Regions from separate parts of the Homo sapiens genome. Here region 2 is linked to region 1. A link is an interaction called in ENCODE POLR2A ChIA-PET data of the cell type or tissue named here. Cell type or tissue: MCF 10A. All regions are shown on one strand. Links, peaks and the distances in the headings refer to the core of each region. The heading gives the core; the rest is flanking DNA.

What was found. Peaks named below come from ENCODE experiments on the same cell type or tissue, not always from the same donor. Only the 100,000 strongest peaks of a DNase experiment are listed, where the experiment ranks them.
Region 2: POLR2A ChIA-PET joins it to region 1 with 5 read pairs; 3 of 35 experiments call an interaction of 5 or more read pairs at or near these places.

The regions. Positions count from the first base shown.
Region 1 is chr4:139,945,927-139,948,852 of GRCh38, forward strand. All of the region lies in intron 1 of MAML3 (mastermind like transcriptional coactivator 3), which reads right to left. Among named protein-coding and RNA genes, the nearest start is that of MAML3-AS1, 180 kb to the right of the region's middle. In MCF 10A, for the core only: no CTCF peak of the experiment used is centred there; a DNase peak (open chromatin) is centred at 1,115.
Region 2 is chr4:139,805,537-139,808,462 of GRCh38, forward strand. All of the region lies in intron 2 of MAML3 (mastermind like transcriptional coactivator 3), which reads right to left. Among named protein-coding and RNA genes, the nearest start is that of MGST2, 140 kb to the left of the region's middle. In MCF 10A, for the core only: no CTCF peak of the experiment used is centred there; no DNase peak of the experiment used is centred there.

The DNA.
Region 1 (2,926 bases), core at 112-2,611:
CAGTGGATTGCTCCTTAATAAGTGTATGCACTGCACACCTTCTCAGTCCTGATTAACTACATTCTATTTTAGCACCAGACATCTAATGAGAAAATGTTAAGTTTCCCCAAATGGTATGATGGTAGAATCAGAATGGAAAATACCAACAAACCTTGTGAACGCTATCGCCCCAAAATGTGAGCTTGTAAAAGAATTCATCTTAGTTCCACCTTGATTTCTTTTGCATTAATCATTCAAGATATGTAACATTGGAAAACTTACTGTGTGCAAGGTGTGATGAAATCTTATATTCAGAAGCTAAAGATAAAGATAATATATGCATCAGTTTCATAATAGCCGTTTTTGAAGGTGAGATGAAGTTTATTAATTATTTCCACAAACCATCTAGGGTGATTCTCTCAGATTCAGGGAATGTGGGCTTGAGCAAATTTTCATGGTTGATATGAAGGACTTACAGCTAGAACCAAATACTGTTCAGTCTGTATAACGAGCCTGACAATGTGAATAATCTCAGTGCAATAATTTTTTTTTTGTTAAGCACACAGGTATGTACAAACGCACAAAGGTAACTCCTGAATAGTCAATAAATAACTATACCAAACGTATAACTGCTAATTATGGGAATAATATAATGAATAATTACAGATTTTTTTCTAAATGCAAGTTTTCATGCCAGAAAAAAATTTTATCTCCAGAAGAATAATTTGTGCATTGCTTAAACAAAAATCAAAGTGAAATCCTTCCAAACAGCCCAGGTGACATCCTTGGTTTTATTCATGTAAATAATGATTATAAAATATAAAAGCTAAAACAGCTGAATAAAACATCCTTCCTGGCCTCAGGGAGGTCATCAGTTCATTGAGGGTCAAGAAATACTACACTTCTAAAACTACCTTATATCAACCCTTGATGTTTCAAAAGGAAAACAAAAATAGCACCCAAATTTCTCCAGGCAGAGTAAGCCACACACACACACACACACACACACACACACACACACTCTCTCTCTCTCTCTCTCTCTCTCTCTTTAGAAAAGCAAAGTTTGCAACATGCTATAATTAAGCTCACATCCTGACAGTAAAAACACAAAGTTTTATTCTAAATATAGAGGAAGAATCTCCACATTGCACAACCTTTCCAATTGTTGTTTTTTAACATTAGTCATTGATGTCAGTGTGTCCTTTGCATAAAAAAGTCCCTTTCTGAAAATACACATACAGTAGACATGAAAATTGTACTGCTTTCAATTTTTATTTAGGGTGGAGATTTTCTTAAAATCTTCGGTAGATTTTATCCTTGCCTTGTCCTTCCTGTAAGTCTAAATCACTATTTAAATGGCATTTTCCTTCTTGCTCTTAAAATAGCGAAGTGGTATTTGCTAAATGGACATGGATAGCTATTCACAGCCCAATTCCTAAGTCTTAGTCTTCTACACAGGCTGCCCTGATCGCCTCCAGAGATGAAACTTGTCCATGGAAGAGAAGCTATACACACATCTCTGCCACCAGGAACCTGGGAAAGTCTGGTTTCATGTAACACTAACAATGCTGCTACAAAAATTACAATTTTCTAGCATGGTGGATTGGACTCTGTCCTATTTATTAAAAGAACTGTAGACCTGAGGGCAGCTCAATCCACACCTTGCAAAGCACCCACATGTCCCTAGCAGAAAGGAGGGCTGATTTTAATTTATGGGGCTTAATTAACCTTTTAATTTAGGGGTTAGTGGTAAAGTGTATCTAGAATCTAGCTACCTGCTGTGATCCTGGAGCAAGTTAATCTCTCTATGCCTCAGTTTCGACAGCAGGATTCCGTCTCAAAAATCAAAACAAAACAAAACAATAACTAGTATTATTCTCAATTAGGATTTCTAGAACACTAAAAGCTACCACTTGCTGGGCATGGTGACTCACTCCTGTAATCCCAGCACTTTGGGATGCTGGGGTGGGCGGATCACCTGAGGTTGGGAGTTTGAGACCAGCCTGACCAACATGGAGAAACCCCGTCTCTACTAAAAATACAAAATTAGCCAGGTGTGGGGGCGCATGCCTGTAATCTCAGCTACTCGGGAGGCTGAGGCAGGAGAATCGCTTGAACCTGGGAGGGTAGGTTGCAGTGGGCCAAGATCACGCCATTGCACGCCAGTCTGGGCAACAAGAGCGAGACTCCATCTCAAAATAAATAAATAAATAAATAAATAAATAAATAAATAATAAAAACTACCACTCTACACTAAAAAGTCAAACGTGGAAATATACAAAACAAAAGTCTATGTGGAAAAACCCAACAATTTACAAAGGTAAATTAGATTTACAGGAAGCAAACACACTCCTGAGCACTTTTGCTTTATCCAAATACTTCATTTCACTGTTAAGAACAGTTGATGGGCCTTTAGGGAAAATATTTCAGCTTTCAAATAACTGCTTTGAAAAGGACTAAAAACTATATTTAACTGCCTCTTGGGCAATTAGACCATGGCCATTGCCACATCTGCTATTTTCTCATCAGGAAACTGCTTCCAAGACATTTAACATTCATAGGTGTATTAGCTCATTATTAATACTCTGGAAATTCTCCATGACACTATTAACTACAGTGCAGAATTTGATGTAAGGAGGCTCCATCTTGGTTTCAATTCATGTAAGAGGATTATGAACCGAATTCCCTAAAGGATGACACTAGAAATGGTCTCAAACATGGACTGAATTATAGCAAAGCTCCAAAGTGTAATCTATTTCTAAAAACTTGTCTTCAATCATCTCAACCCTTTTCTCATACTTTATCTCTATCTCTTCATATTATCCATCAGTAATTGTTAAAATAGCAAACACTTACATGACACTATGTATGGACACGTATATTAATACAATTAAACCTCACAAGATCCCTGTAAGGTAGAAACTATCATCCCCATTGTACGTGTGAG
Region 2 (2,926 bases), core at 216-2,715, 140 kb before region 1:
ACCTTAATAAGAAATGAATAGAAACTACAAGAAGAAAATTAGAGAATCTTTAAAAAAGACTTGAGTGAATGGAGATATAGTTCTTATTCCTGAATGAAGAGACTGCATATTGTGAAGAAGTCAACTCTTCCCAGACCATTCTATAGATTTAATATAATTCAAATCAGCATTGCAGAGGGATTCATTTAGGAATTTAATAAATTTTTTATAGTTATTCTGGAAAAATAAACTGGGAGGAGAAGCTAAGGAAGCTAAAGAAGGCAATATGAGATGTTAGAACCTACTGTAAAACCAGAATAATGGAATACTATGCGAGCGGTGGAAAAACCAATAGTTCAATGCAAGAGAAATGATAGTCCAGAAGGAGATCTTAAGAATTCATTATCTGTTAAAAATATGGGGAAAGGAAAGATTATGAAATAGACAAGAATAAGGGGGGATATCTGAAGTTAGATTTGCACCTTGCAACTATACCAAAATACATTTCTGAAGAGCATATAATTAAATGTAAAAAATGAACTCCAAAAACATTTTTAAAAGTCAGTATTTCATGATTTTGGTATAAAGTCTTTCTAAGTATAAAATAATTAGAAGTTACAAGGGAAGAGGTTAATAGTTTTCATTGCATAAATTTTTAAACTGTACATTAAAAACCCTTAAAAATTAACAAGCAGATTAAAAGCTAGGACAAAATATTGGCATAAATGCAAATTTATAATATGTAAGTTTTTTAGAAAAAGAAATATATATCCTATTTTTGAAAAATGGGCAACAGACATGAATAGAGACAGTTTATGAATGAAAAATATAATTTAGCCAATAATTCTTAACAGATGTTCAGTCTCACTAATGATCATACAAATGCAAATTAAAAGAACAAAATATATTTTTTCACTATTATATTGGAAAAAAATTAAAATAACAATTCCTAAAGCTGGATAAGATGTGGTAAGGGAGCTCATTCAGTAGGCAAGCATAAATTGATAAGATCTTTCTGGAAACCAATTATACAACACACGTCAAGATCCTAGTTAATAACTTCCAACCCAGAAATTGCTCTTTTAAGAATCTACACTATGAAAACAGTCAGAAATTCCACTGAAGATAGATTTAAAAGGATGTTCGTAAACAACAAAAGGTAAACAACTAAAATGTTCAACAATAGGTGACAGATTAAATTTTAAATAATTTATGGGAAAATTATGCAGGCATTAAAAATCAGGTTTTATAAAGAATGTTAAATGACCAAAAACCTCAATAATATAGGTGAACAAAGTAGGATACAAAACCAAATGCTGTTGGATTTAATGCTGTCTAAATCAAGACATTATATTTGTCTCATATGCATAGAAATTAACTAGTATGCATCACTTCCAAATGATACAGAGAGATCATCTTGAATGGTAGGATTATGCATGATTTTAAAAACACATCAGGTGCATAGTTCTTTAAATTTCTAAAATAAACAGACTTTTTAGGCTTAAAATATTATGTAAAAAGGAATTTGTTAAAATTCACCACAATAATTTAAAGAGACAATATACGTTCAGTGGCAAACTAAATTAGCTGTGTCATCACCTGGCTTCTATTCCAGTTTCTGCCACTTGTTGGCTCTATGACCCTAAATAAGCCATTTATCGTTCTCTAAACTTTGGTTTCTTCAGCTTAAAAATAACAACTGACAAGACTTGCCATTCGGAAAGCTGCTTTGCAAACTGTAAAGTATCATATGCATATACGCTATTATTTTGTGTGTGTGTGTGTGTGTATGTCTGAGTTTAGAACTCCAACCTAAGTGGACCTTATAGATTAAAGCAAAAATCTACTAACCCATACCTGAAAGCCTCGATTCGGAATTACCTTAAACCCTGCACTTGTTTAGCCATATGCAGGAGCCATCTTTGGTTCAGTACACCTACACATGCCGGCCTGTTAACAACTGGCTTGGTAGCCAAGAGAGGAATGACAAATTACATCCAAGGCTATGCGTGGGGCAGATGGGAGAAAGATCAAACCAAGGATGGCCTGAGCTCAGACTCCATAGGATACCTCAAGGGAGCATACACGTACCCTAAAACAGTCCGTGCCTCAGTGGCAGAAGAGCCTTGTGGTGGAAAACACACTGCTTTTACACGTGAGCTACACTGGGAGGAACACAGTTCTTTGCCAACCCTTGTTTGCTCTCCTTTTGAAGTTAGATCACTGGTGTCAAATAAGTTGGGAAAGAAATAAAGAAGGTTGACTTTATTATTAGCTTGACAAAGCTAATAGCCCATACATGATACACTCCAATTGTTAGCTTGACAAAGCCTATAGCCCATACATGATACACTCCAAATTTGATATATTTTCTTATCAAACAAAACAAAATGACAGTGAATTTTAGCTTAGCAAGTTGCATGTTCAACAGCAGCACTGATTCATAGCCAGGGCTGTTCTATAATCAGGACTGAAGAGTGGAGTGGGGAAAGGTACACTCCTCCATTCATATTCGGCTCTTCCTTCCCTTCACTTTCTCTTCTCTATCCACGGGCACAATGCTGAGAACAGCTATAACTTGCAGTGTGTGGAGAGGGATGAGGCATTCATCTGTCAGACAAGCTATCCAATTTTTCTGACTTTTCCAGCTATTTTCATAACATAACAGTGAGCTCAACTTATCCATCATTCATTCATCCATCTATCCATTCATGTATTCATTCATCCATCCATTCATTCTTCAAACAACTGTGTGTGCCTGGGGGAGCCCCCCACCAACATCACTGGTGGCCTCAATATTTTCAATGAACACACATCAGCCTACAAGTGAAGGGTGTATATCACCGGCCTGTGGCCAACCGCTGCAGGCACCATACCACTTCTAAGTCCTGTTATTTGATTATCACCAGCTTTATTGGCCACAGAGGGGAAGGGATATTATAGCTTT